7 separate regions of the Mus musculus genome follow, and all the other regions are linked to region 1. The links are chromatin loops, found by intact Hi-C in ENCODE. Cell type or tissue: heart. All regions are shown on one strand.

Region 1 (4,000 bases):
AATTCTCGCAGCACAAGTAGGCAACTAGCAAAGGGAGTTTGGCATATTAACTTTTTGTTTTGTTTGTTTTTTAACAATGGCAAGTGAGCTTCTCAAACCAAATTTGGAATACTCCTCTCTTATAAGAATGACTGGACAGCATACTTGTTCCAAAAAATTACTGATGGGGATTTGAGGCTAATATTTTCCTTATAAAAATAACAAAATGCCTTTTCGTTTTCCTCAATTACCTTTAAAAATATTGAAGGGCTTCGAGAAAAAGAACATTCTTATTTGGCATATTATTTTTTTTTTAGGGCAGTATGTCCAAGGTTCTGGATTTGAATCACAACTCTCGGGGTTTTTTTGGGGGGGGGAATTAACCTCTTGAGGCTATTTCTTAATCTATAACATGGAAAACACACACACACACACACACACACACACACACACATGCACGCGCGCGCACACACACACACATACTCACTCACTCACCAGGCACACACTAGGCCTATGGGCAAAAGAGATAATTTATGAATAGTTCTTGCACAACACCTACTACGTAATAAAAGATCCATCACATAATGTTATGAGATGTGTTACTATGGCCATTGTTCGCTTTCTGATTTTTACAAACTTTCCTAATCTGAAAGTGGACCTTTCAAAACCCTTTCTGTGAGAACAACCCGCAGTTAGTAAGCTATCTTTTTCTTTCAATTTTGTTTTCCAAAGGCTCTGTAGTAAACTGTTGAAAACAGCATCTCCTTTAGTACCATTTAATCCTGAGTCACTTGTTTTCTCACTAAAGTAACTGAGGAGAAACAAAAGGAAAAAGGAAAGGGAGGAAGGAAGAAGGAAGGAAAGAAAGAAGAGAAAGGAACGGAACAGAAAGGAAAAGAAAAGAAAAGAGAAAAGAAGAGAAGAGAAAAACTAGCTAAGACAATGGGATTGTAATTAAACTTTTTTGGTTGTTGGTTCTATTTCCCTGAGGCGAGGTAGGGGAAAAGAACCAAGTGAAGTCTATCCGACCACGCGGCTCCTGAGCCAGGACCCTCTCCACTGTGCGCGGTGCAACGAGGGTACCCGGACAGTGCTGGTGAGCTTGCTGCGGACTGGGGAGCCGGGCACAGGGCAGCTACTGCAGGTTGCTCAGCGGCATCCGAGACTCCCGGTGCCTCAGGGACTCTGGCCAGTACCCAGACAGGGGACGCACCAGGCTCGATCGGTCCAACCTCTGGGAAGATCCCCGCCCTTCAGCGCGCTCCCGGGTCTCCCAGCCTGGACTCGGTGCGCGGCTCTCCTCCCCGAGGCTCCGGAAGGGAAGGAGGCGTGTCCGGAGCTGGCGGGCGGGCGGGAGGGAGCTGTATAAAAAGCGCTGGCGGCGCAGCAGCCGGGGCTTCATTTGCTGTCTGTCACCGGGACCGAGAGTGCCGCGGGAAAGCAACGGCCAAGGACGGGGCGCTGCGTTCGAGCTACCCAATGCTGGGACTATCTGCAGCCGCTGCTGGTGCAATATGCTGGAGCTCCAGAACAGCTAAACGGAGTCGCCACACCGCTGCCTGGGCTGGATCGCAGCGCTGCCTTTCCTTATGAAGAAGACACAAGTGAGTAGGGCACGCCCGGGAGGAGCTCGGAAGCTTTCCAAGAAAATCGCTCCGGGAGCCCCGGGGAGCCCGGCGCGCTCTGGGACCGGCAACCAGGCCATGTGGGGCTGCGCCCTCCCGGTGAGCCAGGAGGGTGTGGGAGAGACAGGCGTGGTGTGAGAGCCCGAGCCGCCGCCCCAGGGGTGAGCCCGGGAGCTGGGGAGAGCCAGGGCTGAGAGTGAGCCTGTGGCAAGTTTGCAGCCGCAGCTGCGAAGTTTGAAGCTGTCAGTGGCAAACCGCCGATGCAGGCTACGCTTCCTCCGCCTGGGTGTTGGAGTTATCACCGGGAAGGCTTGGGTTTCTTATTTAATTTTTTAATTTTTTTGGACCGGAGGTCTTTCCCCGTGGATTCGGGGAGATTATGAAACAGCTTCCCACGCGCCACCCTCGCTCGCTCTCGCAGGCAGATTTATCTGTGCAGTCCCCAGGTGGGCGCGGGACGCGGTGCGGACGCGGGCTCAGCCGCTGGAGCGAAGCCAACCCAGAGCTCCTAGGCGGCAGCGCCAGGCGGGGTGCAGAACCTGCCCGGCAGGCGGGGAAAACTTGGCAGCCTGCGGTGTCGGCCGGGTTCACAGCTCTGGGTGGGCCCTCCAGAAAGCTCTAGATGGAGTAGTAGTACTTCCACACTGCATGACAAGACAACCTCTCCCATTACAGAACAGCAAAAGTTCTTTTCTTCTTCTTCTTCTTCTTCTTCTTCTTCTTCTTCTTCTTCTTCTTCTTCTTCTTCTTCTTCTTCTTCTTCTTCTTCTTCTTCTTCTTCTTCTTCTTCTACTCCTCCTCCTCCTCCTCCTCCTCCCTCTTCTTCTTCCTACTTCTCCTTTTTTTTTTAATGTGCACCTCCTAAAGATAGTTATTGAGATAATGCCCAGGGTCTCTAAATTGCGCTTTATGCATAAAACATAGCCCGGGGGTACAATTATGTCTTTTCTTCGTTGACGGGGGAGGGTGTATGTGTGGAAAGAGCCACTGTAGTAATTCTTTCTCCTCTATAGTTCTTTCTACCCTCTACCCTCGCGGTTGCTACCTCTTCATGGTTCTTCCTTTCTGAAGTGTTCTGTCTGCAGCAGGTTGGGTAAAGCTGTTCTTTCAGGTGCCCTGCTCCCTCCATTCTATAGGTGATGTAAATTTCTGAAATGTATGGAAGGGGATGGGATGGGAGGTTTTGTGCTCATTTTCAGCATTGATGAAGGCATCAGTGTGTTGGAGGTAATTTATTAAATTACTCATAGGACGTCTTATTTTAAATAGCTATCTAGGCTGGGATACCGACCCATGAGGAAACAGCAAGAATAAAGCACCTTTTCCTGGCTTGGAAACAGATAGGGGGAGGGAGCATGGCCTGGCATCCTGGAGGTGTTCTGCTTAGAGCAGCTGCCCTGAGTCAGGCTCAGGAGAAAGGGAAGGCAGGTATCTGGCCCTGCGTGCAGGTTAGTTTTACCCCAAAGCATCACACCTCAAATCCCTGCTCTTGAAATGAGGATGTTAAGGGTTTCTGCAACAAAGAAAAGTTTCGCCGTGATTGCTTGGTGTGTACATGCCTTCTGCTTGGTGGAATAATAAACAAGGGTGGGGTACCTATTCCTTTTTTTAAAAGTAGCATCCGCTCACATGAATAATGGTGGCGGCTCTGAGTGCAGCAGCCTCTGGTACAGGAAGAGAGTCCAACCAAGTCTTCTTATTTAAACAAGAAAACAGGAGACGGACAAGGTTAATGTCCAACACGCCAAAGCAGAGAGCAGTTGAGAGTCAGTAGGATTGATGATCCCTGCGCCCTCTTTGCAAAACGAGCGCGAGCCCTGTAATCTCTTTTCCCGCTTTGATTAAATGGCTGTGTAAATAGGATTACATGGAATAATTCCATTGAAAACTAGAAAGAGGTCGATCTAGCCCGAAACACTGTGGAGGTGGCAGCAGTAGTGACTCAGTGCTGCCGACCAGAGATATTTGAGACAGTTAAGTATTTTAGAAATGTGACCTGTTTGGACCAAGTTAAAGTGCAGGCCCTTTGGGGGGGGGCATGCTGCTGATAAAGGGTTTGTAGGCAAAAAGAGGGCAGTGCTCTTATTGAATGGAGGCATTCATTGTGTGGAATCTAATGACCTTCAAGGTTTCCTTTAAGGCTACTTCTAGAAATTCACATTCTTGTCCCTGAAAAAGAAGACACTGGAAAGAGCTCAAAAAAATCAATAAAATAACCCATTGCAGTGAGGGAGGGGGTTACATTCTCTTTCCTATGGTCAAATCTCCTAATCCAAGAGATGCAAAGAAAATTTCTGGGCCACTCTGAATGTGTAGAGAGAGAATAGTGTAAGGGAACTGGACACAAGCAAGATCCAGACTTCTTTGCTTTTAAAATCTGATGTTATCTCTGCCTG
Region 2 (4,000 bases), 260 kb before region 1:
ATGAGGCTTTCTTATCATTCAAGAGAGTTGTAAGATGACTGATGGAAACGTTACTTACACAGAACAGCCCCTAGTACACGTCCATTAACTAACATGGATTCTGATCAAACCCGAACAGCAGAAAAACTTAAGATTGAATTCTTTATGTGTTCCTAAAATAATTATTCTTCATTATTAGAGTAAATTTGCGTTCAATAATTACAATGCATGCATTTTATAAAGTTATGTACCTTGTTCTGAATATTAAAGACAGTTGTATTTTTATGCAAATTGCAAGGTGACTTTCACAGATGGGCTAGAGGCAGGCCACGTGGAATAAGGAACTTCTTGAATTTCAAATAACGGCTCATTTGAAACACCAGAGGTCCTGAGCAATAGTTTCTAATGAGGTTTCTGCAGAAATACCATTTGAGGGCTTATTCACTTTTTTTGAAAAAGTATTTTCTTCACATGTCCACAAAATTTGAGTCTCCAAGAATCAGGTGTGGGTATGAATGTTGAAAACCCAAATGTTCCTAGGAGACTGTGATACAAATCTTCCATGAGAGCTCTGGCCTCAAAGCGTCATTGCTGCATTACCTAAGAGGGCACGAGGGAAGGGATTATGCTGTGTATAGTTTGTCTAAAATATTTGGTTGGGAGAAGAATAACATTTATATAGTTCTAAACGTGAATTTTCCATAAGAAAATTTCCATGGAATAGGTTTTCAATAGAAAGTTATTGTTATAAAATACTACTACTACTACTACTACTACTACTACTTTTTCATGGAATAGGTTTTCAAAAAAAGTTATTGTTATAAACTACTACTACTACTACTACTACTACTACTACTACTACTACTACTACTACTACTACTAATCTTTCATAAATGAAAACAGTCACACTGGTTTAGGTGGCTGCAGGTTCTGGTTACTTTTTTGATGAAAGCTAGGACCATCTTGGAAGAGGAAACCTCAGTTGTAAACATACCTTCATCATGCTGGCCAGTAGACAATCCTGTGGGGCGGTTTCATGGTTAATAACTACTATGGAAGGTCCCAAGACACTGTAGGCAATGCTACCACTGGGCAGGTTGTCCTGACTTGTGTAAGAAAATAGGATGACGAAGCCATGAGGAACAAGTCAATGAGCAGCCCCCCTTAATTGTCTCTGCTTCAGTCTCTGCTCCAGGTTCCTGCCTTGAGTTTCTGCTTTGACGTTTAAACAAGTAGAGTCTAAGAAGAAAATGTTACAGACTAGGAACCACTTCTCCCCCCTCACATCCAGCACACGTAAGCAAAACAACATAGTTAGAGCCATCCAAATATTACAGTCACATCAAATTTGTCCTTCTGTGTCATCCACAAGAATGACACAAAGGAGGAGCTGGAACATGAGCCTGTGTTAGAAAGAAAGAAAGAAAGAAAGAAAGAAAGAAAGAAAGAAAGAAAGAAAGAAAGAAAGAAAGAAAGAAAGAAAAGACAGCTCCTAAGGAACAATACCGAAGATTGTGTTTCAGCCTACACACATACACACACGCACATACACATGCACGCACACACACACAAACACACACTCACACACATATACACATTCATATATACACACATACACACACTCACACTCACAGATACACACACATACATTCACATGTACATACACACTCACACACAGATATACACACTCACACATACATTCTAATGTACACACACACACACTCACACACATATACACATACACTCACACACACAGATACACACATTCATACACACACACATACACTCACACACACAGATACACACACATATACATTCACATGTACACACACGCACACATACACATACACACTCACACACACACTCACACATACATTCACATGTACACACACATACACACTCACACACAGATACACACACTCACACATACATTCTAATGTACATACACACACACTCACACACATATACACATTCATATACACATACACTCACACACACAGATACACACATTCATATACATACACATATACTCACACACACAGATACACACACGCACACATACACATACACAGATACATACATACATACATCCTAATGTATATACCAACACACACACATACACACACGAACATACTCTGTATGTAACACCTCTGCCTAGATTCTTAACCATGGCTTATGCTCACTCTCACTATTAGACAGATGAAGAAAATCTGGCACAGTACAGTCACTCAGGGAAAGCAAGGGAAGGGGCAGGAGCAGGGAGAGGCATTTGTAGTGGAGAAGGAAATCTTGCAGAAAAGCTGAGGGTGTTCATTTCTTAAATGAACTTTTAATTTTAATTTTTCTGATAAGCTACAAAGATAATTCTCACCCAATTTCTGCTCATACTTCCATAATTTCATAATTTCTGCTCAGACTTTCATAATTTCTTATAGCACAACTCATGTCAAGATTGAAACTAACATTAGTATATTACTTTATTGAATTTTTTAGTTTTCTATCCTTCCTTCCTTCCTTCCTCTCTCCCTTCCTTCCTTCCTTCCTTCCTTCCTTTCCTTTTTATGAATGTTCTTTTTCTGCTCCAGGTTCCAGGGTAAGACACATTTACCTGAAAGGGACTGGGAGAAGTTCTCAGTAGTGAGATAGCTACAAGGTAGTACTGAGTAGATCTGGGAATGAGAGGACAGGTGTGAGAGTGGAGAGACTGGCCCAGGACAGGTCATGTGACAGGCTGTGAGGAATAGAAAGGCTGCAGACTTATCTTAGCCAAGGCCAGCTATAGTCAAGTAGAGTTGTATTGTATGAGCGGTATGGGAAGTCAGAGAAGGACTCAGGGTGTTTAAGGAAGTTGGGGGAAGAACATGGCTTTCCAGCCCTTTCCACTAAGATCTGGGTCTGGAACGAGATGAGATTTCCTATAAGCAACCAATGGGCAGACACTGACCAGGTAAACGCTACATTGTCCTTCCCGGACTGGATCCTGTTAAGCTTTGGGGACAATGATGTCATTTACTTCTATATCATGATCTAATTTACATAACAAGCACAGTTTTTGCTGGGTCTATATCACTCCCTGACCCCTAAGGGAGGTGAAGCTTGAGTGTGTGCACACATGTACACACGCGCGCACACACACACATTTATCCATGCTCACCCTGACCTCTACACTGTCTAATTCATCAACCTTTTAGGTAGAAGTCACTTAATATCATGTCAGGAGAGGATTCTGAGGTTTAAAAAGGTCATGTAATTTTCATAATGTCAAACTCCATGGTGAATAGTAAAGCATGAAATGTAACTAACTTCAGACATCAAGCCCTGCACTTTATTGTTTCCACCAAGCTTAAGGACTTTATTTATTTTGTTAATAAAAATATTTATTTTCACTTTAGACAGAACATCCTGAAGTCTGCATCATGACTTTAACAGCTACCCGGGGGTTTACAGTGTATCCATCTCAACAGTGTGGTGGTGCTGGAGATGGGTTCCATACAAACACAGGCAGGAGCTTTGGGATAAGGAGCCAGGACAACAGGAGTGTATCTCAACCCTTTCTCAATCATCAGGCAGTAGAGCATTCTGAGTCACTGAAAACCTGTGCAAACAGGGCTACTGAAATAAATGCTCTGCTATGAGCTCTTACTTATGGGAAGAGCAAAACACATTGATAATGAAAGGACCATTTCCTTGACATGGGATGAGAAGGCGGCTCACTGTTTTGAATGTCTCCAGCCTTAGGTCTATCTAATATCCTAGTATGGGAACTATGTATAATTTGCTGTTCAAAAAGAAAGGCTAGAACCCCTAGGACGAGACCCCAAAGAGGCTGGTCATTCCTGAGCCTTTATTCTGTGCTAGAACATAGTAAGAGGAGAAACCAAGGTCAGAAGGTAGTGGCTTATGTTCCATGGAAGTAAAAGCCCAACTCCACATTAAAGACTGATAAAGTCGAATGCCCAGGGAAGACCACAGATCGGATACACCTGCTAATAGAGGAACCTAGCACAGGCCAGGACAGGGA
Region 3 (4,000 bases), 330 kb before region 1:
CCTCACTTAACCTCTTTCTCCCAGCTTTCAAATTAGGATAATAGGGTATTTCTACCCACATAGGGGTGATGGGTAGCTCAGCTAATTGATGTTTGCAATATGCTAGGAGATAAAAGGCGCTATGGAGATGTAACCTGCATTAATAGGAGAACAAAGCAGGATTTTAAGAATCATGGGAGGTATAACAGAACTAATAGATACATTGGGCAACAGAACCTGGAAGACAAGGAGGCTGTAACACTGAATCATCATATCTATTCTAGGTTTTGAAAAGCCCATTCAAAGAACGTATCTCTTTATATTTAACAGCTAATTTCTCTGTGTCATAACACCTTCTATCTTTTTCCAAACACACTGGTTTTAAAGAAGGTAGGTGAATATCACAACCAACGTCCAGGCATTCTACTTTTTGCTGAACCATGACCTCCATAACCATGAGGCATTTGCTCTAGATCAAAGACCACAGCTTATCTAGAAAAACTAGTAGCTAGATGCCCTTATTTGTAAAGAGATGATTTTAAAACTTTACTTTTCTCCATCCCAACTTTCAGTGCAGTTCCAGTCAGCAGCCTGGTTCACCTGTCAGTGTTCCCAGTAATAAAAACTGACTTGATCAAAGCGACCGGTTCCCATTTTGTCATTAGACCTAATACCTGTGTCCAAGCCATCTGGTTTGACAGCCATAATAGTTGAAATATTTTCCCTTGCAGACCCCAGAAATGCCCCTTGGGGCAAATAAGCATTTGGCAGCCCGAGGAAATATCAGTAGACAAGGACGTTTCCTGCTTGCTCTTTCTGAGGTCGCATGCAGAGGAGTGAGAGCAAAGGGTAGGGACACCTGCTGTTTACTTGACAGATTTATAGAGGCTTTTCAATGGGACATACAATTTTCAAGGCCCCAAAGAATTTTATCTCATTTCTTTCTCTAGCCCAGCAAATAATGAAATAACATGTTGCTATTCACCTGCATATGTCAGTAACCTTGAGGAGTTTTAAAATTTTGCAGAAATTAAAAAGAAAGAAAGAAAGAAAAAATTGCCATTCACACAAAAATGCCTTTTTCTTTTCTTTCTCTTCTTCTCCTTCCCCTCCCCTTGCCCCTTCTTCTTTCTTCTTTATCCCTTCTTCTTTTCTCCTCCTCCTCCTCCTTCTTCTTCCCTTGAGGAATACATTTCTCCACCTTTCTTACTGCCTTTATGGGAGTTTTTAACTGACTATATATATTCTACAAGAGCTCAGAAGGACCACAAATTGGGGTCTGAGGAGACAAGAAACAAACAAACAAACACCAGACATTCCATCCTTTAACAATGTAGCCTTGATTGCCTTGGTACATAGTGCCTTTCCATGGAGTCATAAATTAGCATTCAATGGCATCTTGGGGTTTCCACCAAAGTTGTAATTTGCATGTTAGCCATTGACTTGCATCAATACATGTGAATCTCTTAGCATTGCACAGATCACACTAAATTCAGTGATCAACTGAACAGCAAGCATTTGAGCATCTTGCTTCCTTGCATTTTTGCCCTGAAAAAGTTGGGATTTGTGAGAACTTCAAACCTACTGACTTTTTCACTAAAGTCATTTGAGGTGAATGTCAGGGAAGGAACTTGAGAGACCCAGAAGGGCAAAAAGAAGGGAGTTTGGGGTTGTCTTATTTCCCTTCAATAGTGCACGGTATCTTGAGTTTGTTTTTGAATTCTGCTCCAGGAAAAGAGCCTGCCAAATTCATACATGAGATCTCAAGTTTGCCACAAGGACTCCAGTCATTTCCAAATTCTTGAAACAATAAGCTATAAATAGCCCCAACAATGTCAGGATTGTATTGGTTTCCGCCTAATGTCCTCTGGCTGAGGGCCTTGCTCCTAATCCTTAGGTGGAAAGCAGAGATTCCGTCTGAGCTGCAGGTCGATCCATGGCCTTTTCCAAGATTAGCTGAAAAGGCAGCTTGCAGGAAGTAGGTGTCCTAGCCAGGCACTCGTTGTGGGGTTTCTGAATTATTTATTGTGTAAGAAGGCTCTTGGCTTTAAGCACAGGGAATATAGTTTCCCAGGACACAGGCTTAAAAATAGATGCCTGTCCTTTTTCCCTTCACAGTATTTATGTGCAACCAAATTATCCTTCCCCCCTCTCCCTCACTCCAGGTCCATATTCTCTTCACTTCCAGTGGCAGAGGACGCTATTGCTTAGTTTCTTCTTATTAGGGGTTTCTCTTAAGCTGGCTCACTTCTCCAGGGGAAAAGATTTTTGCAATGGGCAATGCAGAATGACATCCACAAATTCCCTGTGATTCATCTCAGTAGTATTTCAAATGGTAACCCTCCCTCCAAAATTATCATTGCATTTAAGCGGAGACACATAACTGGAAGATTGATTTTGACTAGGCACATGGTTCATGGTGTTTTCATGTTCCCAAAGAGTGCCTTGATGATACATTAATTACTGCTTTCATCTAGATGGGTCCATCTTTAATTGCTACACCCTTCATCCAACCAAGTTAAGGATTCCTAGGGTGAGGACTATATGGTGGAAATCCTAACTGCCCTTCACTTCTTTGATTCTGCTCAACTTGTACATTGTCTGGATGTTGGCTGCTAGGACTTAGCATGAATCTTGGAAGAAACACCATTATATAACAAAAACAATGGGAGTTGTGCAGAGTATGCCCATAGCAAACACTTGATCTTTGCAGGAGCATTAAGGAAAAAAAATCCTGTGAAGTGATTCCCCCCACTTCTTTTGGAAAGGAAAAATTCATTTGTAATCTGTTCAATAACTCAAGCAAAGGTCTATATCTTTGCATAACTTCAATCTTGTCTGTTCAGGCAAATATTCCAATGTGTGTTCACATAGCACACTATATATTGTGCTACATGCTAGAATGAGAAAGATGCATTGAGAATCCTAAGGTCTTAAGATAGCTGACCATAAATATATATCATTTAAATATGCCATGTGTATTTCTAGGGGGTGTACCTTAAATTGCTGAGCTCATAGTCTGATCTTGTCTGTGAATGGGAACTAGTCAAGTAAATATTTGCTTTTGTCAGGTGAGCTATTTGCTCTATTTCCAGACATTATTGCCTAAAAGACAAGGTGAGTTAAATGTCTTACTATTTCATTGGAAGTTTTCTTTGGGTATGGAGATCTGAATGATAAAGCTAGTTAAAGGAAACTATGAATTTCCTGACTTTCAATTTCAAGGTAGGTTCAGCACTAACCAAGAGCAGTGGTTCTCATCCTTCCTAATACTGTAACCCTTCAATATAGTTCCTCATGTTGTGGTGACGCTCCAACCATAAAACTATCTGTGTTACTTCTCCATAATTGTAACTTTGCTACTGGTATGAATTGTAATGTAAGTCTCTGTGTTTTCCGATGGTCTTAGGCTACCCAGGTGAAATGGCCATTCCATCCCCACAGACTGAGATGCAGAATAAGAGGATGTGCTGTCTGGATCCCACCAGGACTTTATCCAGAATACTCTAATGGTACTCTAAGGTCAACAACATTCTGAATCAGATGATAAATTATTCAAGTTTTAGAGGTGGCATCGACTCTGTGTCAATGCTGACATATCAATGAAGACATACCTCAAGTCGTTCTAGTTTGAAGCAGCCAGCTGCAGATACAATGTAAGAAGTGTGCATGACTTGTATCTAGCCAAACTTTATAAAAATCAGAAAAGAGCTGGACTTGGAGGCTGTGCCATTAGTTTGCTCAGGCTACAGCAGTAGATGGACGAATCCGATATTGCCTGCAGCTAAGTGCATTTAACAGTTTTAACTGCCAGAACTTCAGAAGTTGAGTAGAGCTCCAACAGATTTTCTTAGACTCTTTGTATTACACACCTGATTTTCATAAAATCCCGTACAAAGAGTGATGATGGAAAGAACCGAACTTGGCTCCAGCTCTATGAAGCTTTCGGGGCACATATATCCTTGTGAATACACAAGGAGCCAGGCAGCTTCCCGAAAATGATTTGTTTTGGTTAGAATGG
Region 4 (4,000 bases), 150 kb after region 1:
ACACAGAAACAGCTCTGAACAACCACAATGTTCACAGCTCTGTCATCAGCTATGAGTGATGGGGATGGGAAGCCTAATAGGAAAGGTTAGAATTTAATTACATGTTTTCATATCTTTCAAGTATTTGAACATCACTCCTCAATCATGTGCGTGTCCTATCACTTGGTGAAGATTAAAACTTCAACTGTAGGCCTTGAATGTCTTGCCAAATCCTTGGCTACAAAGAATAGGAGAAATTGTTGTAACAAGGCTTCAAAAGACACAGCCCAAGCATAGGAGTCATGCAGGAAACTTGAGTTCAACTTTACCTAGTTAGAACTGCTTAGTCATACATATGTTTTAAATAAACCAATGATCAGAAATGTACAGTGAGATACTAATGGTCACTTCGTACTTTTCTCCAGCCCTGATGCTGTGAGTTTAGTGTGTAATTTCCAGAATTTCCTAATGCAGGAATGGCAAACAGAAATTTCTACAGTGATAGAAGTTATCTGATGTTATTTAGTATGGTATTGTGGTTAATGTGACTGAGGCGATTAATTTAAAATAAAAACTTTATGCATTTATTATTTATTTAGGTTTCAATTTTAAATCATAAACTGACAAATTATACTTGCATATGTTTATGTATTTTAAAGTTTCCCTGTTATTTATGACTATAACTTAGTTTTAATTAATGCAAATGTTAATTGCCCATATGTGCCTTTTAGTCTCCATATTGTGGACCACACATTGTCTAGTCTTGTATATACATATACATAAAAATCTTTTGCTGTTGAATAAAAATCAAATTATAGCATATAGATTTTCCAGAACTTGTTTTTTCTGCTTAATGACTTTAATCTGATCCATTATTTTACATATGATTATGTAAATACAGTGTTAAATGTAAGTGCAAATTAATTCCAATAATGACCAATAGACCTATCCAAATCTTTCCAAACATTATATTTTATGTGCATTCTAGGTTTCCTGAGTGATATAATAGATGGGGGTTGCCAATGTGTTGAAATGATGGTTCAGCTGTTAGGAGTACATGCTACTCTTGCAGAAGCCCTGGGTTCTGTTCCCAACACCTACATTGTGTCATACAACTATCTATATCTATAGTCATACAACTATCTATATCTATAGTCATACAACTATCTATATCTATAGTCATACAACTATCTATATCTCTAGTTCCAGAGAATCTGGTTCCTTCTGACCTCTGCAGGTACCACCCACACACATGGTACATATGCATGCTTGTAAACAAAACACCCATACATGTCAAATAAAATAAATAATTCTTAAAGAGAGAGAGAGAGAGAGAGAGAGAGAGAGAGAGCCTAAGATGCCTTTCCAAGTATTTGAAATTAAAAAAAAATCTATGCTAAAATTGTGAATCATTTCACCACCAAGAACCTCTCAGGGGTGTGGAATAAACTCAAGAGAGCCCATATAGGAACCAACAATTTGATTCATGTTGCTCTCTGCCTTGGTGAGAAAAGTTTCTGTTTGCAGTGGACCACAGTGAATGTAGAAACTCACAACTGGGCAAAGTGCTGAGAAGTAACTGCTGTGCCCAGTCCTGAATGAGAGCTAATTTTCCTCTCTCCCAGGCTCAAGGTACTAGCAGAATAGTGTGAAACTGATGCTGCAACTCCTTTAAATGTTTGAAATAAATACCAAAGATGTCCAGAATTTTCTTTGGAAGATATTTTAAATTGATAGATGTGTGCATAGATATTTTTCTTTTCATATGTCTTCAATAAATTGAACTTTGCAAAAAATTTTTCTTCTCATTAAATTATGACAAATCAATTCAGAAACAGTATATCCTTTAATTTCAATTTTTTATTTGAGATATTTATACATGGTTGTAATGTATTTTGATCAAATCCACCCCCACATCTTTCCCTCCTTCAGTTCTTTCTCTATCCCCCAATCATTTTTTTTTTCAAATTTCATGTGCTCCATTTTAAACTCACAGAGTTGGCTTTGTTCTGCCTATATGGGCATGGGTGTAGAGCCACCTACTGGTGCATGTGGAACCTCTTCAGGATTATATCCCTGAAGAAAAAGGATTTTAGTTCCTTAGTAACTTTTAATTGCTAGTAGCTCCTCAGCTATAGGTGGAGCTTCATGAACTATAGTCCCACAACCCTAAAGAAATAGAAACAGTGATTAAAAGTGTTTGAATTTGGATTTGTCTTGAAATATCTTGGTTTCTCCCTTAATGGTGATTGAGAGTTTTGCTGGGTATAGTAGTCTAGGTTGATACCTGTGGTTTTTTTTAGAGATTGCTGAATATCTGTCCAGGCCCTTCCAGTTTTTAGAGTCTTTGTTGAGAAGTCAGGTATGATTCTGTTAGGTCTGCCTCTGTATGTTATCTGGCCCTTTTCCCTTACAGCTTTTAATATTCTTTCTTTGTTCTGTAGTGAAGAGGTCAGCTCAGAAACTTTAGAAAATTCCACTGGACTCCTCCCCTCCTGGAAAAGAGAAGTCATAAAGAATATAGACAACCCTCCCCTCTGCAAGGGAGGGGCTCTAATTACATTCCTCAGACCACAGGGAGGAGGGACAGACCACCAGCCCACCAGCCCACCAGCCCACCAGCCCACCAGCCTACCAGCCCGCTGCATCTTTGGGTAGGGAGACCCAGAGCTGGTAGACACATTCCGAAACCGTTGTTCACCTACCTCATTCCCTAAAGACCAATCAATTTAGAAGTCACACTGTTCTGCCAATCACCTTGTGCCTAATGGCCGCTGCCTTGAGAATGGTATAAGGGCTCGCTGGACGGGACTCACATGGTCATTTTCTCTCTCCATGTGCAGCTGTGTGCCCAACATGTTAGAACAATAAATTCCTCTTGCTTCTTATATTGATTCCCGGCTCTGCATTGTTCACTCAGGGAGTCCCCGGTAAGCTAAGGCTCACCATAGCTTTACAGTAGATTTTGCGTTTTTATTATTATGTACCTGGATGATTTTTTTTTTCTGGTCCAGTCTAGTTGGTGTTCTATAAGCTTCTTGTATGTTTATAGGCATCTCTTTCTTTGGGTCAAAGACTCTAAAAACTGGAAGGGCCTGGACAGATATTCAGCAATCATAGAAGTTTTCTTTTATGATTTTGTTGAGAATATTTTCTGGCCTTGGAGCTGGGACTCTTCACCTTCTTCTGTTCCTGTTGTTCTTAGGTTAGGTCTTTGCATGGTGTCCCAGATTCTCTGGATGTTTTGTGTCAGGAAATTTTTAGCTTTAACATTTTCATTGACTGATATATCAATTTCTTCTATTCTATCCTCTACACCTGAGATTCTCTCTTCCATCTCCTGTATTCTTTGGGTGATGCTTGCATCTGTTGTTTTTGTTCTCTTCCCCAGGTTGTCCATCTCCAATGTTCCCTCAGTTTGTGCTTTCTTTATTGCTTTTATTTCTGCTTTCAGGTTTGGCACAATTTTATTTATTTCCTTTACCTGTTTTATTGTATTTTCCTGTTTGTCTTTAAGGGATTTATTTGCTTCCTCTTTAAAGGCCTCTATCATCTTTATAAGATTGGATTTAAGGTAATTTTCTGTGTTTGGGTTGTGTTAAGATATCCAAGGCCTGCAATAGCAAGGTAGCTGTGCTTTGAAGGGGTCATATTACCCCGGCTTTTGTTGATTGTGTTCTTTCAAGGGCCTTTAGCCATCTGGTTTTGGACCCTGGATGTTCTTCTCTTTGTAGGTATGGGAGTGGGATGAGCCTTGCTGATCCTGGTGTGGAAGGCTTCTGATGGATATCTTTGAGCTGTATGTTTCAGGAGTCTCAGGTCCAATGAAAGTGGGTGGAGAGGTAGCAGGAGAATGAAGGTCTTTCTGGGACGGCAGGGTGCTCAGGGCAGCTTGGCTTGGCTCAGAGGGCTCAGTGAGCATGGCAGCAATACAGTCTTGCTATCAAGGTTTGTAGGAGAGCCAAGAGCAAAGGCAATAACCTGCACTGTTTGGGGAACCTACATATCTCCACTGGCCAAC
Region 5 (4,000 bases), 66 kb before region 1:
ACACAGAGTATGCTTGAATAAATAAGCAGAGGTACGCAGGAATTCACTTCAAGCCATTTCCTCTATTTAAGGGATAGTTCTCAGGCTAACCTATGAGTTGGTGCTTTTGGAATGTAAATAGAACTTTCTCTAAGAACATTTGAAGGCCCCAGAAACCAGCATACCACCTTTCAAGTAGGAATTGCTGGATTTTCTTGTTGATCCCACTGTTGCTATAAGGACAGTAACTTGGACACATTAGTCTTCTCTTTCTGTATGCATGCTAACTTCCAGGGTTTTGGTAAGAGCAAATTGTGAGCGAGCTTACTCATCATTTCTAAGAAAGAAGCCCAAGTAAATGTTCATATTAAAGTGTGTTGAAAGAAGGGTTTGGGAAACAAGGCTTGGTCAGTAAAGGACTCATTTGTAAGTATGAGCCCTGATTTGCATCCCCATAGCCACATAAGAAGCCAGACTCAGTGGTGTGAGGGTCCAGTCTCAGTACTGGAGAGGCAGAGGCAGGTAGATCCCTAGAGACTGCTGGCCGGGAGCCTGTCCAAATCAGTGAACTTCAGATTCAGTGAGAAATCCTGTTTCAAGAAGTCAGGTGAGGAGTGAATGAGAAAGGCACTTAATATTATCCCTTGGTCTCTACACACACTGACACACACACACACACATACAAACACACACATACGTGTACACACACTCATCCACACCCAAACGGCATTGACTCAATGAATACGAAAGGAATGGTCGTTTGAAGAGCTAGTTCTTTTTCGATCTCTGTGACCTCTGATTTTTAAAACTAAGGGGCTCAAGGAGACTATTGACTGGTAGTGATGATCTCTGCCTTGGGACCTTTCGATCAGTTATTAATCAGCCTTGTATGTTTCTGCTATCTCATATGAATCACTGAGTCACTAAATGAACTTCAGTGTATCCCATTCACCAGTAGTAACAGCTCCTCTTACAAAGAATGGGGTGGGTGGGTGCAATGTGCAAGTGACAGTAATGAATCAAAATGTGTTGGTGGCTCTATTCATTGGTACATTCCTCTAAGAGTCCAAGTGAATTATGGGTAAACATCCCGTAACTAAAATAGAACAGACTCTGACCTGTATCAGTTCTCTCTCATGATGTGATGCATCCATAGGGACGATGTAGAGGCACTGACAGTCTCCGTGTGCCAGGCCCGCTCAGCAAAGAGAGGCAGTCTGTCACCAGTGCTTGAGAGTTCCATCCACTCAGACATGTAGTGAATACTTGCCATGCTCCACACACTGTGGAAGAAATGAATACTCAGATCTGGTTACTAAAGCATGCTTGCACGAGTTATGAGAATAAATGGAGAATGACTGGGCACTGTTCTGCCAGTCTGTAACCTCCATGGAAGAGCTGGATTCTACAAAACTGAGGACTATCTGTCTTTGGTAAAGAACATGCCCTCTGATGAAATATTTACTCATATTTTAAACACAAAATTTTCTAAAAATTAATCCTCAGGACTTTTGTTTATTTTCTAATCTATCATGTTTTATATCTGGGGACCATTTTATCAATATATAATAAAAAGTAATAGCTAACTTAACGTAAAGGACATATTATATTGTGGATTGTTATAAGTACGTAATGCTTATGAAATTATTTCATCTTTGTGTTGTCATTATGAGGAGGAAATACTAGCATGGCCACTTTGTGAACGTGGAAACTGAGGAATAACAAAGTCAGTCACTAGTATAGGGCCACCTTTAGCTGTGGGATGCATCCCACTCCACTGCTTAACTTCATATCACAACACTGCTGACCATTAAGTGCCTTTACTGTGTTTACTAATGGAGGAACAGATAGATTGACTAAAGAAGTGGGAAGGGCACGCGACTCTGTGGATAAAGTGCTGTGCAAACATGAAGCGCTGAGTTTGAATCCTCAGAACTTAGGTAACTCAGGCAGGAGCTATCCTGAGGTAGCTGGCACTTTTTGATAACCCCAGAGCTCCCAGGGTGGCAAGACAGAAAGAGGAGACAAGAATCCCCAGAAGGTGTGGGCTAGCTTGCCTGGCATATAGAGAGAAAAACAAAGGGAAAGGTTTTGAACAAAGTGAAAAAGAAGGACTGGTGTTTGTGATTGTTTTCAGACCTGTATATGTGCACATGTATGTGCATGGATAAATAACACACACAGAGACAGACAGAGAGACAGACACACAGACACACAGACAGACAGACACACAGATAGACACCAACACACACAGTGAGACAGACAGACACTGACACAGAAAGACAGACAGACACTGACAGACACATACACAGACATACAAACTGACATACACACACAGGCAGATAAACAGGCAGAACTCACACACACACACACACACACACACACACACACTTACACATGAGGAGACAGGCAGACAACAACACACATATGAGAGAGACACACAGAGAGACAGAGAGACAGGAAGACAGGCAGAGAGGCAGAGAGACAGATTGGTTAAAAGAAAATGGAGCAATGCATTTTCATAGTCGTACTAGAAATGATTCATATTTTTCTCGGCATGCGGTGGGTTCCTAAACATCCTCCCATCTAAAGCTACCAGCAGTCCTGCAGAGCAGAAGACAGTGCATGGACTCATTACGCATATGGATCGACTAACCCTCAGAGACGTTATATGACTTTCACCAGTTCTCCCAGTTTTGAATTGGTGACTCAGACATCAGCTTTGCCAAGTCCTCTGCTGTGGATAGCACACAACAACACTTCCTTTATAAGTGATTGTTCTGCATATTTTGAGAAACAACACTAAACCAGAAATATTAGCAGTGAAGTACTTCAGGGGAACATGTTACAAAATCTGTTATCATATCACATACTAGGGATATAACATTTGATATGTGAGCCATTTGATAGTGAGACCGGTTGTGTTGGGCATCTCAGGAATCAATGGATGAGTGTTTTTAGGCGTCTGCTCTTTTCTTTTTAACCACATTGAGATATACTGTCCTACACAGAGCTTGTCAAGGTGTAATGTGTAAAACAGATCATTGTCTGAGCACAATTAAAGCCGAAGTAAACAACATGACTGATTCTGACAACCTAACCACACCCACTGGCAATCTTCCTTAAAACCACAAGAAGACAATGGAGTAGCTTGTGTTGAGAGAAAATTTAAAAATAAACTCTAAGTTCTTGCCAAGACATGATAAAAGACGGAATCTTGACAAATGCTAATGAATAAAAATACCTAGGCTTATGTAAGGTGATGTTCTCCATTCTTGTTTTTTAGAGGGGGTTTTTTGTTTTTGTTTTTGTTTTTGTTTTGTTTTTGTTTTTTGTTGTACCTTTTTTTTTCTCCACGTAGCCAATATTTTTCCTCTTTTCTGATAACTATGTAGAAACTGCTATTTTCAGTAAGAGAATCTTTTAGAGTATAGATCAGGAACCATACATGGATGAATTTGAATTTTGTAACCCATGAGAACAAAAATAAAGGTTTTAATTCTACTTTGGGGATTAAATGAGATGCCATAGTTCTTTACCCAGTCACTCATTCATGTTTTCTTTGTACTGTTCTAAAACACACTGGCAAACAAAATCCTCGCCCATAGATGATCTATTTAAATAAGTACTGGAAATAAGAAACTTTCTATGATAATTCATGATAGTACTGGTTCGGTGTCATATGAGGGATGTGGGGTTATAATCCGTATAAACTGATGCAAGCAATGGTCTTTGATCCTTGGTAAGCATCCTATTGAGAACAAAAGTGGAAGTTAAAATGTGTTTTAAGATGAGTCCCACAGTACCAAGTAACTGCTTATTCATCTATATTTGCAGATGTCTGGGGTGGGCGGAGCAAAACTCATTGACAGCAAACGTACTGCACAATGATGCAATCAATCCTGGCGTCTGATTAGCCCACTCCTCCTCACGAGCTAAAAGTACCCCGCTTGAAGAAAATGATAATCAGTCAATAATTGGTATCAATTAAGTATGCTTACTTCTTTATGTGAATATGAAT
Region 6 (4,000 bases), 140 kb after region 1:
GCTCTCAGCTTTTCTCAGTTGTCTCTAGTTCTCTGTGTAGAGTCAAGGCCTTGTAGGTTTTCCCCATTCACTTTGGCATGCCCATTGGTGTCCTTGTTCACATTTGGGCAGTTATGTTGATGAGACTTTATGATTGTAGCTTCTGGCATTACTAATAAAACCTCCAAGAGCAGATATAAGCAGTCCTCTTCTGACTTGTTGACCAGGACTGTACAAAAGATCCCCAAAAGATACAACCTATGGCTCTTGCTATCAGTTGCTCCTGAAGAGTGAAGGGTAAGTTTCTATTTCTGAAGACACCATGGACTACGGAAATAAGGCTCGAGGACCCCTGAGCTGGAACTGACATAAATGCATCATCCCTGACAATGAGCTTTTATGGTACCAGAAAGTGCCATGTAAGCTCCCAAAGGAGGGAAACGACTCCCAGTTCTACCCAACTATGATGATTATAAATTGCATTAATGACCATCATGGCACAATAACCTTAACGATGCAGTAGTGGCACACGTACCTTAGCAATAACCAACAACTCTCTAATCGGATATAACACCCTCTCAACAAGAGGGAAACTACGCATGGTATTGGGTGGCTACTTAATTATTCACAACTAGCCAAATCATTGTTAGCAGAGATGAATCTGTAGCCCCTCATCTACTAGACCAGCATAATTCTTAACAGTCTATAAAACATGTGCCCTTATATCCACAGATTAGTGTAGTCTTCAATCCCCAGCAAGAGAACTCTTTGTAATGGATTGAGACCACTACAGAAGCTATCATCAATCAAAATGCAGAGGTCTGGGGCTCAGTCCTAATGGATCCAAAAACCAATTCCCTACCTCGTGCTCAGTGAACACTGTGGGGGAAGGGAGAGAAAAGATTGCAAGTGGAATTTACTGTGAGGTTGTGTCTCTTGATAATATCTAAAGGGACCTTTTCTTAGCAAGTGGTCCATGTGAGGAGAGGGGAGTTCAACCTCCTGTGGGTAGGACCCTTGAGCTGATGGTTCTGGATGCTGCAAGAAAGCAGGGTGAGCAAGACTTGGCTTCTGTATCAGCTTCTGCCTCCAGACTCCTGCTTTTCTTGAGTTTCTGTCCTGACTTCCCTGACTGAGGGACTACAACTACAAATAGAAATAAATCCTTTCCTCCATAAGGTACATTTTTTGTCATTCTGCTTTATCACAGTAATCGAAATGAGTCACAACCCTAGGTAGAACTCCTTAGACAAAGAATGACTTACAATTAAAATACTTAAGTATTTCATTCTTCCTCAAAGATTTGCTTTGGATTTGATCTTTCTTTTAAAGATAGATACACTATTTTGTATTATGTATGTGTGAAGAATGGAAGTTTTATAGCAAAGCATCTTTTTAGTTTAATATGTATATACTCATGCTTTCTTGTAATTCTGTTTATTCTAAAACACAAGATAAGATGGGCCAATCACTACATAAAAACTTATCAGTCGCATGATAAAATGATTCATCCGCTTACCAGCATAGAAAAACTTCACAGACCTTTCCTTTATTTTCAGATGCTTTGTGATATAAAGGCTGGAAGCTCAGAAGAACTGTTTATTCATTAACCTGTGATTCAGTTGAACTATTTTCTGAAAAATCCCTCTGATAAATTACAATGGAGACATACTATTGTTAGACTCGGAACACAGGATAAAATAAATATAAATCCCTCCCTGTCCCCATTCCTCAAAGAGCTTGGTTTCCAGGGACGAGGCATTGCTCATCTAAAAGCAAACAATGGTAAATAAAAATGGAAAATCAAATGGTTGTGAACAATAACCCTTTGTTCAATATAGCAAACATATAACAGAGCACACTGGGGATTACTCATTTAGTAATCACAATATTAATAAAAGCAAAATCACTGAAGATGGAAATTCAGCTTCGTACAGGCACATGATTAATGGAGGACTGTGAACACTTTTAACTCCTGTTTTAAAATAAGTTTGCACCGAACAACTTCCATCAGTAAACTACTAGCAAATGTACATTTAGTTGTTTATTAATTCACTTGAAGATGGCCTGTTCGTTGTGTGGATGTGCATGGAAATCCACCTGCACACACTTGTACACTCATGCCTATGCATGTCTGCGGTGTATGCAGCATGTGTAATGTATGGACGGCAGAGAAATCTTGGGATTCTGTTCTCTTCTGCCACCTTGTGGGAACCAGAGATTGAACTCAAAGTTGTCAGGCACCTTTACCTACTGGGCCTTCGCTCTTCCCTAAAGTGCTCAGATCTTAAAGTGTGCAGATGACTAATGATTTCAGCATAGTTGGTTATGATACCACCACAAAACAAAAACTATAATTTTGTATAAGTAAGAATAATGCATTTATGTCTTTTTGTTCTAAAAAAAAATTGTTTTTCAAATGCTGTATGCCTAAGTGAAGGGAGAGAGACCCCATTAGTTAAATTCATTGACCTACAATCCAACCACTGGTAACATGCACTTCCCAGGGGCTAAGAGTATCTAGAAGCAATCAAGAACACATCATTGAAGGTTTATTGTGTAGAGAATGTTTCTAAGTATTTACACAAATGCACAGAGGAAAACAATGACCCTGAGCAGCTCTTCCGCATGGGATGAGCAGAGTCTGAACAAGGCACTTTCTCCTTTGAATAAGATGTTAGGCATTTGCGGGGATGAGTCATACCAAATGCTGTTCGGTTTAGTTATAATTTTTGATACAAGATTAGTCATTATAGCACAGGATAACTTGGAACTTAGCAATTTCCCTGCTTGTTTTCCTAAATACTAGAATTATAGGTATGAGTCAATGTGTAGATTGTATTTTCCTAACATATTGTTTCCAAGCCTCTATCCTAGACCTCATTTTCAGTAGAAATGCAATCATAATTTGTTAAGTGACTGTAAGTCCATTAGGTATTGAAGCAAAAAGTCAATTCAAATACTAAACTTCAGTGGCTTCTGGGAAGTGAATAGCTAGAAAGTCCTGGAGAGAGTGGATATAAAACGTGATTTAAGAAATATAGTGATGAAGGCGTTGTTCATTTTAACAGTTTTGAATGCACATGCACACACAGGTGTGGGTACATGTGCACACACGTGAGTGGGGGGAGGAGACACAGACACAAACAAAGACGCAGAGAGGAAAGGGAGACGGATAAACAGGCAAAGAGCGAGACAGAGAATTAAATACTTTAAGCAACTTAAAATAAAATTTAAAAAGTATGCAAAACCTTTGCTTCAATTCCCAGACCACAAAAATCAAAATGGATCATGCAAAATCCCAGAAGCAAGTATTATCTCATTATAATAAAAGTCAACGTTAAATTTATGATATTCAAATCATATTGAAACAAGAGACCTGAAATGTAGGACTCTTGAGAAGTTTGCTACAAAGCAAACCATAAAATAATGCCAGCAAGGTAGAATCCTGTGAAGTCAAACCTCTTCACCACCCTGCTGTGGTCATGCCTTCTGCCACCTAACTAGACTGAAATGCTCACTATACACTATAACCAAAAGATTCCATCATAGTATCGGAAGGAAGACATGGGTGAGCACAGGAAGGAGATCGGTGTCTCTTACTGACAAACAAAACAGACATTATCAGGGAGCATGCCTTTGTCCCCTTTTCATCTGTGTTAGAGGTCATCTGGGCATTACATTAGAACTTTAGAAAAGAACTGTTAGTCAGATAAACTACTGCAGACTATGGGAAAACTCATGGTGTCTTTTCTAACAAGATAGCTGACACAGTGCAGCAGTGGACTCAGGGATGGGGTGCCTTCAAGTGGGTTGGTTACCATGGCAAAACTAGAGCTATATAAACTTGACCTGGTGTTTTCTGCCTTAACTCCAAAGGATGCTGGTTAATTTTCAACTGTTTTGTCAAGAACAGAATAATAAGGCTATTAATCAAGGATTTTGGTTTTCCTATGATATAGCCTGAATATTTCACCTGGATATTTTAATACTCCCTCTTCCTTACAAGGTCTCCCCACTT
Region 7 (4,000 bases), 66 kb after region 1:
TCTCATACCTTTTCCTTAAGGGTCTATCTCTGAGACTTGAGTTCTGAGCCTCACCAGTTCATTCTGGATCCCAACTCTCCCTGAGCTGGGTCCCTATGATGGAACTAACTTCATTGCTTTCCTTTAAAATCATGATGGGCTACCACCAGCTCTTCACTATTCACGTTTCTAAGCATGGTATTGTATGCAATAAGCCATCACTCCAAGATGACTATGGCACATCTCTTGACAAAACTGAGCAGCTGAACTGAGTATGAAATAAATAGGAACTGCATAACCTAGACTTGGGAGGCAGACCCAGCACATACAGTGATATTGCACTTCGCCTTTGGGGGACTCTGTGATTCATATAAATCACCATGTAACACTGACACATTATTGCTTTCTATTTAGATTCCAGAGTCAGTGTCACAAAACCATTTATGTTACCCCCTGTTGCAGCCAGCTCCCTTAGGAATGACAGCAGTAGCAGTAATAGTAAGTACACGTATCTGATTTAATGCATGCATGGCTCCAAGTATCCCCTATAGGAGTGTTGCATGGACTTAAACCAAGTTTATAAATGATTACTAATAATACTGTTCTGTTGCTGTTATTCCTTGTATGGTCTTCCTGACAATTAAATATCTGGTTTGGAGAATCGGATCTCCCTGGAGGTTATGAAGACCATGAAGGAATTAGGCCAATAAACTTTCTGCTAAGGTTATTTTAAATAAGGTACGAAATTAATTGAAAAAAATTACGACAGAGGCCTTCTTTTGAATCATTGTAGGCTTAAAATAAACTCTGTGGAGAATGTCCCTGATCACAATGGACTTTTAAAATTTCAAGTGCATGCGCTAACTCTCAACACTTTCAAAGATATTTTCAGTTTTGCGTCTCCATATTTACTAGTGCATGTTTGGAAATTTGCTGACACTGTTATACTACTTAAGAATGCGTGTTGGAGAGGAATGGACTTGTTTCCCTGAAATTTCTGTCCCCTTTGCCCTAGAACCCATGTTCCTGGAAGACTGACGTATTTGCAAGTCTGTGCCATGATCAGTATAAAGATTCTTGACTCTACTGTGTATATTCGGTCTCTGTTTGCACAGATTCACCATAGCTTATTCAATCTTTAAAAGAAAAATCTCTGAAGTACATGCTTGAGAATGTTTTTCTACCAAAGCTTTACCTGGACCTAAAATAAAGCTATATATAGTCTTTTTATCCCTCTTTTAAAAAAATCTATACATTTCACAGTGTAGATATTTAATACATCCAATGGAAGGATGCTGCCAGATCTCCCTGGCTAGCAGTCTACCATGTCCAATGTTTTCACGATGGTCTTCCAAAACAGAAAATTGTGAATTGCACTCATATAACATATCAGATCTGACACATTCCACAAAGGGACTGGACCTGGTGTGCATGTGTCATCTTTTCTTTTGTCTACTCATCTTTCCAAAGGAGCCATTTTTAGCATCTTAGATGCTCCATTCCTGTTTCCTTGATATTAACGTTTACCATTTTCATCCTCCATATTTTGCTTTTAACTCACTTAACCTGTCCCAGATTCTTAAGTTGGAAAAATGACATTGTTGATGTTAAGCTAATTTCTTTCCTTAAAGGGTGAAAAAAATGCCCTTGCACCACTGTTAACTGAGTCACACTCATTTTTGTATATTGTTTTTCTATTGCTTTTCAAAACTATGCATACGTGCATTGTTTTGTTCTTTCTTGTTTTTTTGTTTTTGTTTTTGTTTTTCTTAAACAAATTCTTAGTTTGTAACCAGTCTGGCTTCAAATTTGTAATCAGCCTGCCTCGGCCTCTGAAGTGCTGGGGTTACAGGCCTGTGGTGCCACGCCCAGCTGCCTTGGGTATTTCAGCTCTTCCTATTTCATGTCATTATGACTGACCTTGGATCTGTCAGTTTTTCCACTTTCTGGTTCCAGTTTTTATCCTCTGTTTCTTCATTCAAGCCCTGTTCTTCTCAGGGATCCATATCCTCTCTATTTGAGCTTCACTATCTCCCTGTGTTATTTATAGTAACTTTTGGAACTAAATTGTACATTTTCACTTATAACATTTTTCTTAGAGTTAATATTATTGCATTGGTTAGTACCCTTCAAGAAAGACGTGGGCCTTCCCTGAACCAATTTATTGTGTTTTTAAATGTCATACTCTTAAGCCATAAACTCCCATATTTAGCTTTCAAATGGTTGTTTGAAGCAACTATATATCCTTTCAAGTAGAAAAATATATGTTACATTTTATGTTATTTTTGTACCTTCCATTCTGTCCTCAGTCCACCCTTCTAACCTGATGTTAACTCTTTTCAGGAAGTAGAACCCCTTTAGTATTTCCTGTAAAACAGATCTATTGGCAACAAATCTCTTTTCCTTTCTTTGAGAAATGTCTGTACTATTTGCTGCACCAAGAGGTACTTTTTACTACATAGCAAATTCTGGGTTAATAAAATTTCCTTTTATTCCTTTAAAGACACTATGGCATTTTCTTCCACAGATACTGTATCTGAAATGCAAAAATCACCATTGTATTGCTTTTTTTTCTGTACTCTATACTGGACATATTTTACTTTATGCTGTTTTTCCTCTTCCTCTTCCTTTTCTTCTTCTTCCTCCTCCTCTCCCTCCTCCTTCTCCTTCTTCTTCTTTTTTTTTGGAATTTTTGTGCAGAGATGTTCCCTCTTCATACCAAGACATATTCTTTTTTTTTTGTCTTACATTCTTACCACCTAAGTTGAACATGTATTCCATCTTAGCATTTAATCTCTCTCTCTCTCTCTCTCTCTCTCTCTCTCTTTCTCTCTCTCTCTCTCTCTCTCTGTCTCTCTCTGTCTCTGTCTCTCTCTCTGTCTCCCTGGCTGGGGTCAGATATTTCTCTAAACAATCAGTAATTTTTTAAGCATATGTTATACATTGAGGCTGTTATATTATTAGATAGCTTCTGAATTTTGTAGCATTCTTTTAGAAGAAGTTGAGTTTCACTTGGTGAGAGGTTCATTTCCTTATAGATAAGCTTCATCTTCCTTTCCAGGATTGTTTTAAAACTTGGTTAGGGATAAGGGCACAGGGTTGGGCGATGAAGATGGGGTGGGTGGCAACTTCATTGTTAAGGTTGGGAATTTTGAGCTGTTTCTAGAGTAATATGACTATTGAACAATCTGTGCAGGAGACTTTTTTCATTGCCATGAGACTATTAGTGTGTCTGCTTGCTTAGAGTTGTGTTTTTGCCAGATTTTGTTATGTGTCTCCCTGGGCATGTACAGATTATTATTTGTCTAGTAGATTAATTAAAACTCATCAAAAGGTTTGTGATGTTTCTTACATACAGCTTATTTCCACCAGTATGACTATCCAAATTTACCCAACTCAACAACCCTGAACTTCCATCTCTAGAGAGAGCTGTGAGCCTTAGTGAATGGAGTCCTGTCTTCCCAGACTAGAGAAACCAAATGTTAGAAATTAAATCACTAATGGGTCTCAGTTTGTATATTTCTTTCTATTTAGCAATTACATATTTGTTCTCTCTGTGAGCTAACTTGTGAAAATAGATGTTTCATATAATGTATTGAATATTATAATTATGTAGTTTGAGAAGGCTACAACCACCACAATTAGAAACAAAAGAATGTCCTACTTACCAATGTCAAGAAAAACCTGACTGCAAAATCAAATACTATTTAATCCTTTACTTATTAATTTATTTTGCAAGGTGGACATCCTTTTATAGTTTTCCTCCCCTCCCTCATCCTTATTTATTTTGCCCCTTCTTCTTTCATTTGTAAAACACAGGTCTTACATATCACAGCTTGGCTATGTATGATGTCACTCATGAGTTAGATAGCAATGCATAAAGCAATCTACTGTGGTGCTCACATTCATATCAAAGAATGTGTTACCTAACAGGAATCATCATGGAAGTATCTAATGTATTGTTTCACTCATAGCATAAAGAAAAGCAAACTGGGGAAGAGTGGTCAGGAGAACTTGAAAA

Evidence for each region. Peaks named below come from ENCODE experiments on the same cell type or tissue, not always from the same donor. Only the 100,000 strongest peaks of a DNase experiment are listed, where the experiment ranks them.
Region 2: it touches region 1 in a loop (2.2-fold over the local background); 4 of 42 quality-filtered maps call a loop at or near these places.
Region 3: it touches region 1 in a loop (6-fold over the local background); 5 of 42 quality-filtered maps call a loop at or near these places.
Region 4: it touches region 1 in a loop (3-fold over the local background); 6 of 42 quality-filtered maps call a loop at or near these places.
Region 5: a loop joins it to region 1, with 4 times the contacts of the local background. A loop is called at or near these places in 6 of 42 quality-filtered maps.
Region 6: it touches region 1 in a loop (3.0-fold over the local background); 13 of 42 quality-filtered maps call a loop at or near these places.
Region 7: a loop joins it to region 1, with 2.0 times the contacts of the local background. A loop is called at or near these places in 2 of 42 quality-filtered maps.

Annotation. Positions count from the first base shown.
Region 1 is chr10:100,014,453-100,018,452 of GRCm38, forward strand. Kitl (kit ligand) reads left to right here and starts at 1,369. Exons shown (of 10, transcript NM_013598.3): 1 at 1,369-1,583. The coding sequence starts at 1,569. In heart, CTCF peaks have their summits at 1,193 and 2,164; DNase peaks (open chromatin) are centred at 1,209 and 2,079; H3K4me3 peaks cover 3,181 bases; H3K27ac peaks cover 1,946 bases.
Region 2 is chr10:99,753,080-99,757,079 of GRCm38, forward strand. No RefSeq gene overlaps it. Among named protein-coding and RNA genes, the nearest start is that of Gm35206, 4.4 kb to the right of the region's middle. In heart, no CTCF peak of the experiment used is centred here; no DNase peak of the experiment used is centred here.
Region 3 is chr10:99,685,320-99,689,319 of GRCm38, forward strand. The region is part of intron 4 of Gm35101 (a long non-coding RNA gene); the gene reads left to right. Among named protein-coding and RNA genes, the nearest start is that of Gm35101, 27 kb to the left of the region's middle. In heart, a CTCF peak has its summit at 1,764; a DNase peak (open chromatin) is centred at 1,912.
Region 4 is chr10:100,169,025-100,173,024 of GRCm38, forward strand. No RefSeq gene overlaps it. Among named protein-coding and RNA genes, the nearest start is that of Gm35533, 27 kb to the left of the region's middle. In heart, a CTCF peak has its summit at 2,023 (motif pointing left); no DNase peak of the experiment used is centred here.
Region 5 is chr10:99,948,830-99,952,829 of GRCm38, forward strand. No RefSeq gene overlaps it. Among named protein-coding and RNA genes, the nearest start is that of Gm35437, 48 kb to the left of the region's middle. In heart, no CTCF peak of the experiment used is centred here; no DNase peak of the experiment used is centred here.
Region 6 is chr10:100,150,867-100,154,866 of GRCm38, forward strand. No RefSeq gene overlaps it. Among named protein-coding and RNA genes, the nearest start is that of Gm35533, 8.7 kb to the left of the region's middle. In heart, a CTCF peak has its summit at 2,195 (motif pointing left); no DNase peak of the experiment used is centred here.
Region 7 is chr10:100,080,464-100,084,463 of GRCm38, forward strand. It overlaps Kitl (kit ligand), which reads left to right. Exons shown (of 10, transcript NM_013598.3): 6 at 394-477. Among named protein-coding and RNA genes, the nearest start is that of Gm35533, 62 kb to the right of the region's middle. In heart, no CTCF peak of the experiment used is centred here; no DNase peak of the experiment used is centred here.